Regions from separate parts of the Mus musculus genome. Here region 2 is linked to region 1. A link is a loop called in an ENCODE intact Hi-C map of the cell type or tissue named here. Cell type or tissue: heart. All regions are shown on one strand.

What was found. A loop is a pair of places that touch in the nucleus more often than their neighbours do. Peaks named below come from ENCODE experiments on the same cell type or tissue, not always from the same donor. Only the 100,000 strongest peaks of a DNase experiment are listed, where the experiment ranks them.
Region 2: a loop joins it to region 1, with 2.6 times the contacts of the local background. A loop is called at or near these places in 9 of 42 quality-filtered maps.

Annotation. Positions count from the first base shown.
Region 1 is chr11:53,393,750-53,398,749 of GRCm38, forward strand. Aff4 (AF4/FMR2 family, member 4) reads left to right here. Exons shown (of 21, transcript NM_033565.2): 8 at 2,790-2,844; 9 at 4,083-4,120; 10 at 4,488-4,650. Among named protein-coding and RNA genes, the nearest start is that of Gm25930, 5.8 kb to the left of the region's middle. In heart, a CTCF peak has its summit at 1,879 (motif pointing left); no DNase peak of the experiment used is centred here.
Region 2 is chr11:53,270,474-53,275,473 of GRCm38, forward strand. It overlaps Hspa4 (heat shock protein 4), which reads right to left. Exons shown (of 19, transcript NM_008300.3): 8 at 4,670-4,746; 9 at 2,254-2,405; 10 at 1,541-1,647; 11 at 473-606. Among named protein-coding and RNA genes, the nearest start is that of Hspa4, 28 kb to the right of the region's middle. In heart, no CTCF peak of the experiment used is centred here; a DNase peak (open chromatin) is centred at 3,078.

The DNA of each region.
Region 1 (5,000 bases):
GTTCACCCACCCTTTTGAGTTCACAGTTTACATTTAATAAAGAAACCGTGTTAAACATAGTATTCTTCTTAGTAATCCTTCCATTTAGTTACTGAGTGCTGTACACTAAACAACATTGTTTATACTATCTTTAAGATTTCCTATTTTTATTATATTTTGTAGGTAGAATCAGAAACGTTTCATAGTTGGGGTAGGCTGTTAGATGTTAATAAATTACATCTGGAGAGTGAGCACATGACCTCCTAAGATCACAGGTTAACACAGTGGTTAGAGCAAGTGCCAAAGGAGTAGCCACTGTGTGGCTTCCTGTGCCATAGCCACAGACCACAGAGTTAACCCCAGTCTAATAGCCTCTTCATGTAACAAAAGGAGGACTGAGAAAGAAATACACTACTTCTGAGAAACTCATATATTCCTTTTATCATATCTGTGTGCAAAAACTAATAATACATGTCTTCTGTATATACCAAGTATACCATGGACATACCACTTCAGTTGCTGAGGAAACTAGAACATATGCTGGACCTGGAACAGTGTGGTAAAGGCTTTGACATACTCACATATGTAAACAGGTTCATTGAGCCGCCATTATTAAATCATAAGGGCTGAGAGAATTCAGAGTAAGTACATTTTCCTTACTGAAAATCAGTTATGCCGGGCGTGGTGGCGCACGCCTTTAATCCCAGCACTCGGGAGCCAGAGTCAGGCGGATTTCTGAGTTGGAGGCCAGCCTGGTCTACAAAGTGAGTTCCAGGGCTACACAGAGAAACCCTGTTTCGAAAAAACCAAAAAGAAAAAAAGAAAAAAAGAAAAAAAAAAGAAAATCAGTTATAGAGATACACTTAAGCCCTTGTACAAAAGGAAACTTTCTAAAATGTTCATTTACTGAACTGATTTTAAAACACTTCTCATATTCTATAGTCATCTGGTTGCTTTATTTCCAGGTAATTTTTGTGTATGTTTTGAATTGATAGCCAGATTTAGAAATGCAGATTAGTCTTTGAGGGGAGAGTGCAGGTAGTTACTGCAGTGACAGAAGACTTCTTCCAATGCGGGGGGGGACTCAAAACCCTTTCAAAAGAAAGGTAACCGAGCGCCTGCTGACGAGAACGGAAGCACTGTCTAGTACAGCTCTCCCAGACATCTTGTTAAAGAGTTACTCATGTAAAACCACACTGTTTTGTGTTACTCTGATTTTAAGTTTACTGATTTTAGACTTAGAAAAAACTTCACTCTTTGACATTACTTTGAAAACAAATTGCAGAAATTGTCAGCTTACTCTATTTATATACTTTAAATTCAATTTGAATTTTGTTAAAGGGAGACTTAGAAGTTGAAGTTTGAAAATTTGTACATGGTCCTTTCTTACCCCAAACTCTCCTGCTGGTGTCTACTTGTATCCTTAGCCAGGCAATTATAAACCAGAACTTTGACTCTGGAAATTGTGTTGTGGTTTTCAAAGTTATCCAACAGCTAGAAGTTACCCAGGTCTCTCTCTTTGTGGATTATTGGAAACAAAGAAGAAATTGCTTGATGCTTTGACTTTATCTTGCTTCTCTTTAGGAGTCTTATCTAGTAGACCAAAGCTCTATTAACATATATGTGTACAATTTTGTAACAGGAATGTATATGAGTTTAACTAGAAAACAAAATCAAATGTTTTACTTGTGGAGCCAGCAGTTCTTCTGTTCCTAACATGCCCACTGCTATCTTTACAGAACACTAAATTCTGTTTTCTTTAAAAGTATTTTTTTGGGCTAGAGAGATAGCTCAGTTAAGAACATCGACTGCTCTTCTAGAGGTCCTAAGTTAATTCCCAGCAACCACATGGTGGCTCACAACCATCTGTAATGGGGTCTGGTGCCCTCTTCTGGTGTGTGTCTGAAGAGAGCAATGGTGGTGTATTCATATGCATATAACAAATAAAAATACTTTTTTCAAAAAAAAATTTTTTTTGCTGGGCGTGGTGGTGCACGCCTTTAATCCCAGCACTTGGGAGGCAGAGGCAGGTGGGTTTCTGAGTTCAAGGCCAGCCTGGTCTACAGAGTGAGTTCCAGGACAGCCAGAGCTACACAGAGAAACCCTGTCTCGAAAAACCAAAAAAAAAAAAAAAAAAATTTTTAGGCTAGGCAGTCATGGCACATGCCTTTTACACATGCACATGCATTTAGGCGGCAGAGGCAGGCAGATCTCCAAGTTTGAGGACAGCCTGGTATAAAGAGTTACAGAATAGCCAGGGCTACACAGAGAAACCCTGTCTAAATAAATAAATAAATAAATAAATAAATTTCCTCCCGAGACAGGCTTTTCCAGGGCTACACAGAGAAACCCTGTCTTAATAAATAAATAAATAAATAAATAAATAAATAAATAAATAAATAAATAAATTTCCTCCCGAGACAGGCTTTTCCAGGGCTACACAGAGAAACCCTGTCTTAATAAATAAATAAATAAATAAATAAATAAATAAATAAATAAATAAATTTCCTCCCGAGACAGGCTTTTCCTGTGTAAGGCTTGGCTGTCCTAGAACTAGTTCTGTTCTGTACACTAGGCTGACCTAAAAATTTTTTTTTAATGCATGGAAAGTTTAAGGCTTACAAAAATGGCTGATTTCCTTTAAAATGTATTGGTATAATGTGAACAATTCCAAACTTAAAGAGTATGTGTATGTGTGTTTCAATTAAATTTTTGGCTAACACAATGATTATTCCTAGAATTATTGATACATATTTAGTATTCTGGCCTGGTGTGACTAATTAATGCTACTTTCTGTATTTTCCCTCTAGTATGTTAAAAGATGACTTAAAACTAAGCAGCAGTGAAGACAGTGATGGGGAACAGGTATGCCAGTCCTTCACGTTACAGTTCCATTGTGTCTTGGTCAGTACCTTTTCTTTCTTTTTTTTTTTTTTTTTTGGAGGGGAGGGTGTGTGGTTTTTTTCCGAGACAGGGTTCCTCTCTGTGAAGCCCTGACTGTCTTGGAACTCACTCTGTAGACCAGGCTGGCCTTGAACTCAGAAACCCGCCTGCCTCTGTCTCCCAAGTGCTGGGATTAAAGGCATGCACCACCACTGCCTGGAACCTTTTCTGTTTATAAGCTTTCTGACACTGGATGATTGTTACCTTCTGTAATGTCTTTGAGCTGCTGCTTGCTGTTGCTGTTTCTCTTAAATTGATGTTTCACTAACACTTATTGAGGATCAAAATGTATTTTTGAAGCAGGAATTACTTACAAGAAATATTTACGAAGTTATTTATTTATTGTATGTGAATACATTGTAGCTGTCTTCAGACACACCAGAAGAGGGCATGGGATCCCAGTACAGATGGTTGTGAGCCACCATGTGGTTGTGGGAATTGAACTCAGGACCTCTGGAAGAATAGTCAGTGTTCTTAACTACTGAACCGACTCTCCAGCCCCTCCCTCCCTCCCTCCCTCCCTCCCTCCCTCCCTCCCTCCCTCCCTTCCTCCCTCCCTCTCTCCCTCCTTCCCTTCCTTCCTTCCTTCCTTTTTCTTTTTTTCTTTTTTTTAAAAACAAACATTTTTTTTATATGCATGGCCCCCTGGAACTGGAATTACAGATGGTTGTGAGCACTATGTGGGTATTCTCTGTTAGAGCAGCCTCTGCTCTTAACTGATAAGCCATTTTTCCTACCTTAATTTTTTTTTAAAGAATTATCTTAGAAATTATTTTTTTTCCTCTTGTTAGTAGTGGTACTGAGCATTGAACTAGGCAAACTCTGCTTCTTTAAGTGAAAACAGGGTCCTGGCTTGTTATTGTTTGTGGTGTTTTGGTTATTGGTTTTGTTTTGGGGCAGTTTCACTAAGGCCCAGGTAGCCTCAGATTCATAATCCTGCTGCCTCTGCTTTCTGAGTGCTGTGGTATACTGTACTGTTTTTTTTTTGTTTTTGTTTTTGTTTTTAATCACTGTATTAAGTAACTATTAATTTATATGCTAAAGGAACCAACCTTTGTTTTTTTTTTGTTTTGTTTTGTTTTTTGTTTTTTTTAGTTCAGACATTTGTATTATGTAAATAGAGTATTATTCATTCATAATTTCTTATGCTTTATTTTTAGGATTGTGATAAGACAATGCCAAGGAGTACACCAGGAAGGTGGGGAATCCTTTTATTTTGTGGTTTTGTTGTTGTTGGTTTGATGGCTGAGGTTAGTCTGATTTAACATTGTGGTGGTATCATTAGCAGCCTTATAAATAATGTCAGTTGTGATGGTGATTGTATCATTCTGGAAATTAACAAAAATTGATTATTTATTCAAACTGGGTGAATTTTAAAATATGCTAAAAGTGAGTATTATTATCAGAATGGTACACCAGAGACTTTTGGGGGATGTGTACTTCATTTGTAAGGAAGTTTTGGGTTTCTTATCTCACATCATTAATAAAGTTGGTTGTCAGATTTGCGTGGGGTCTTGTTGCCATCATAAAGGAAACATTTGCCATTTCTGTTTTATCTCCTTCAGTAACTCTGAACCTTCACACCATAACAGTGAGGGAGCAGACAACTCCAGGGATGACTCGAGCAGCCACAGTGGATCTGAGAGCAGCTCTGGGTCTGACTCGGAGAGTGAGAGCAGCTCCAGTGACAGTGAGGCTAATGAGCCGTCGCAGAGCGCATCTCCTGAGGTGAGAGGGGGCTGCTGCCACTCAAGCTCTCCTGACAGCCGCTTCAGCCGTGGATGTCATCAAAGAGACACGAACCACATGTCTTATAGAAAACCTAGATTGGGTTTACTTATTATTTGAAAAACTCTTTTTTAAAATTAGGATTTGCCCATTGCATACACTAGCAAGATTTTATTGAAAGGACCCAGAAGTAGCTGTCTCTTGTGAGACTATGCCGGGGCCTAGCAAACACAGAAGTGGATGCTCACAGTCAGCTAATGGATGGATCACAGGGCTCCCAATGGAGGAGCTAGAGAAAGTAGCCAAGGAGCTAAAGGGATCTGCAACCCTATAGGTGGAACAACATTATG
Region 2 (5,000 bases), 120 kb before region 1:
GCCAACCTTCTTCCCACCATTCCCAAAGGTCACTGACACTGCTCCTGGCTGTTCATCCACTGCACAGATCTTTACAACTCTTGGTTTCTCTGTCAAGTGATATTATTTCCAAATTGTAAATGTTCTCTATTTGTAAAGACTGGTCAACTTGGTTCCAAAATCAACAATAAACTGATGCTGTAAACAATCTAGTGGTTTCTGTGCAAATCTTGTAACCCTATATTAGAATCCAACTGACATCAGAATCACCTTAAGCAATGACCCACAATGTGCACTCAACCCAGGAACACTGCTGCAAAAGTCAAGCCTCCATTAAATAACCATCCGACTGCCTCTACAGCAAGTACAAAGGGCAGAAGATGTTTGCTTTTGTGGCCTCAAGCGCCTACATTTCTGAATAGTCTATTTTTTTTCCCTTTAGTGCTCTAAGTACAGGCAATTTTTGTTATGATTTCAGTTCAATTCTACTCACCTATAGCAGGATCTGGATAGGGCAAATCCTGAGGAGAACTATAGTAGGCCTCAAGAGTGAAAGGTTCCTTTCTGTAGAAGGTGAGGACTTTGGAGAAAGGAGCAGCATGGTTTTTGGGGAAGACTTCACAGTCACTAGGAAGAAGAAAAGGACAAAAAACACAAAACTTCATAAGGCTCTTTTTCTTTTTAAAATATTCCAATCTTTCTTTGTTATTTGGGGGGGGGGTGTCTCAAGTGTGCTGAGGTAAGAGGAACTCCCCCTGATCTGAGACAGCAATCTCTGCTTTTTGCTGCTACCCAGTCCAGGCTTTCAGCCTGGAAGCTTCTGGGGAGCCCTGACCCTCCACCTCCCATCTCACCCTAGCTTTACATTGGCTGAGGGTCTGAACCCAGGTCTTCTGGCTTGTATGGCAAGCGCTTTCCTCAGACAAAAATTTATGACATTCTGAACACCTTTGACACATGTATCCTAGGTTTGTAATTACTCAACAGTCCTAGTTTCTCCTCCTTGTCAGCTGTTATTTGCAGGTTCATAGAGAGATGACTCGGAAGTTAAGAGCACTGGATGCTCTTCTAAATGACATGGGTTTGATTCCCAACACCCACATGTTATCTTACAACTAATGTTCTCTTTCTGGTCTCCTCATATACTAGGCAGACACATGGTACACAGCCATACATGCAGCTAAAATACACAAATAAAACAACAATCTTAAATTCTTTATGGACTGTTTAAAAAATAATATACTTGAACAAGTATATATAATTTTAAAAGGACAGGGCACTAATTTACTCATGCCTTTAAAAAAAAAAAAAGGAAAAAAGGAGAGGCTCATACTCACTATGCAGCCAAGGATGACCTTACCTCTTGATCCTCCTGCCTCCCTCTACCAAAACCATGCTCGGTTACAGGGATTCACTATCATGCCTGGCCTTGAATTTACATCAACAACAACCACATTTTATGCCTTGGACAGATACACGTGTAAACTGAAAAGAAGGATAACACACTGCCTAGATTTAACACCCAACTGAGTATGTATCAACAAGACTGATAATATATTACCTTAACCCCTCTTCAGCTGGAGAATTCCATCGCAAAGATATTGGATATGGTACCACATCAGTGATAGAAAATTCTCTGACTTTGAAAGCAGGTGATAAAATTGCACACTAGAACGAAAATGTTAACAATTCCATTGACACACACAGACATTATAACCCGGTATTATAGAACTACAAGCAGTAGGAGGCCATCATTGATTTAATATTTTCAGTAGTAATATAATGGTATCTGAATAGTTCTACAAACTGCTGTCATTGTCAAATTTACTGTCTAACTAGTTACTTTAACTGAAGTCTACTACTTCATGAATCAATACCGACAATCCAACAAGTTCTGTCAGCTCTAGCTTAGCCCTTAACCTAGGCCCACAATTCCGTTTGTTTGTTTGTTTTGTTTTGTGGTTTTGCAGGACAATGTTCTCTGTGCAGCCCTGGCCTCACTCTGTGTCCTGGACTCACTCTGTAGCCCAGACCTCAAATTCACTGAGCTCCATGTGCCTCTACCTCCCAAGTGCTAAAATCAAACTGAAAGCCTGCGTCAGCACAGCCCCCAGCCTCTGCACTTCTGAACTCCTCTCACTACACGCTACGCCATCAATACCTTTTATGTATGTCAGCTGCCCATTTTAAGCAAGGGCTTCAGAAACTTACACCTTAAGCTGCCCTTTTGTTAATGGGTAGATCTGTGCTATGACCTATGAAGACCAAACTCACCTGCAGAGCACAGCCTCGAGTGACAGCTTCATCTGCATTTAATGTTGTGCTGAGTTCTTTACCAAAAAACTTGCTGATCTTCTCTTTCACTGCAGGGATTCGTGTGGCACCACCAACTATCTCCACTGCATAAATATCTTCTTTCTTTAACTCTACGGCAAAAATAGAGACATAAAAAGAATCTTTAAACCAGTATTCTACAATGAAGAAAAAAGTAGTAGAGCTCATGGTGAATGAATCCACAAACATTTTAAAAAACAAACAACTCCCTTACATCCTCATTCCAAAATTCATTATCCTCCCCCACAACCCACCCCCACCCCCTACCCCCGCCATGCCCCACCCACACTCACATTCTCTCACACTGGAGCATAGCCTCTGGTAAAAAGTAGTCATCTTGCCAGGCAGTGGTGGCGCACGCCTTTAATCCCAGCACTTGGGAGGCAGAGGCAGGCGGATTTCTGAGTTGAGGCTATATAGAGAAACCCTATCTTGAAAAACAACAACAACAAAAAAAAAAGTACTCATCTTGACTCTCAAATAACAATAGTGGGGTCTGGAAGGCACTGCCTGTGCAGGTCCTGCATTCCCTTAGAGCGCTACACAAAGTACTGTCAAGAGATCCAACATTCCAGCCAGCATGTTAGCTCAAAATGGGCTTCAAAATACTAAGTCATCCATGACCTGCCATAAAGCAAGGAAGTTCCAAATAACAAGGCACAGGCACATAGCCATGGTCTATGGTCTCCTGGGGATCAGGGCATGGCAAGGCTCAGCTACTGCCCAAAACCTATCTAATGCCAAGTGCTTTCCCAGTCACACTTTATCTAACAACCACTGTTCCCCGAGAGGAACTATTTAAAGAAGCAAGCGTGAGGGCTGGTGAGATGGCTCCGCAAGTTAAACACACATGCTGAAAGCCTGGTGACCCCAGAGCTCAGCCTCCAGGATGCACGAAAATGTGCAGAGCATCAGCTCTACTTAGTTATTGTCTGACCTCCACTAACTCACTTTTTACAAAAGAAATGAGCTGCAGCCAGGCATATTAGGTATGTGCCTGCAGTTCCAGCTGGAGGCAGGGGAAGGAGTACTGCTTGAGTCCAAGGATTACAGACCAGCCTACACAATGTAACTTCAACTCCTGAGAAGAAAAAATGGGGAGCAGGGAGGGTGACACTCCCAAAATCCATAGTAAAAACACACTCACCTCTCATCAACACTGATTTAAGACCCAAGCCAGTACTAAGCTAACATTACATGACCACCCTGAATTAATTAGTGACTAACAAAAAAGGTAAACATTGTACCCCAAACTGTTTTAGTTAATAATGTATTCCTAAGGGAATTGTCACCCTTTAGTCTGAAACATAATTAAAACATCTTATAAATCACACCTGGTTTGCATGTCTTTCTGTGCTCCTGTATCAACATGACTCTCCACTTTATTTTTGTAGTTATTAATCTGTTTGTTTGATTGATTGATTGATTGAGATTGGATCTCTTTTAGGACTGCTGGCTGTCCTGAATTCACAGCGATCCATCTGTCTCTTTCTTCTGATTACTGAGATTTTGAGACAGGGTCTCTAACCTAGGCTGGCCTTAAAATTTGATGATGACCTTAAACTTCTGACCTATCTGCTGAAAATACAGGCACGCATCACCATTCAACCTCTGTCCTTCAAAAAAAATAATTTTTTTAATGTATATGGTTGTTTTGTCTGCATGTGTCTGTGCACAATGTTCATCCATGCACCACATATATGCCTGTTGGTGACACAGGCCAGAAGAGAAAGTCAGGTCTCTTGGAACTGGCGTTATAGTCACCATGAAGATGTTAGGACTTTGACCTGGGTCCTCTGGTAGAGAGCAGCTAGTTCTAGCCTCTGAGCCATCTCTCTAGGTTTTTTTGTTTTGTTTTGTTTTGTTTTTAAGAGAGTCTTCCACTGAACGTGGAGCTTGATTCTAGGATGATCTGTCTGCCTCCCCACCACTGGAGATTACAGTGTGCAGCTGCACCTGGATTTTACAGAGATGCTGAGGAGCCAAAGGTCTTTATGTTTGAGCAGCAAGGCTTTACCCACTGAGCCATCTCTCAGAGCCATACTAAGTTAACAAAGGGCTCACTGACAAAAAGACCACCACATACACACTGCAAAGCAACTCAGTAAACAGATTTCTACATCCATCTGTGCTTGAGAAAGAAAGTTTTCTGAGAAAACTTTTATTTCCCTGTATTCTTCATAGAAGGCTTTAGAAAGAAGAAATATTCCAGGGGACAGATAAAGCTTATTATAGCGTGAAACTAAACTGACAGTGTTCATGCAGCAAATATTTGACTGGGAGAAAATGATAACATGCAATACATCCCCAGAGTCTGAGATCTACAAACAATTAATTCAATGACAAAAGTACTCACTGGATTGCTCCAAGACGCTTCGAAGTGGCGGCTCCACTCTTGCTAGGAGATCATCACACATCTCCAAAAATTTGCCTCTAGTAAAGAAATAATACAGATTAAACCACATTCCACTTATACGTAAAACAAAAGGCAATGACAAGCACTGATAAGGATTTGGGAACTGCAGGCCTTACATGTTTCTGGGCAATGTAAGATGAACACTAAGAGTCTGGCTTTTGCTTGGAATGCTAAACTTTAACAGCATTGCCAGAGGACTGCAATTCTACACTGGGTACGCACGCTAATAGAATTAAAACATAAGTTCACGGAAATAAAACATGTACATGAT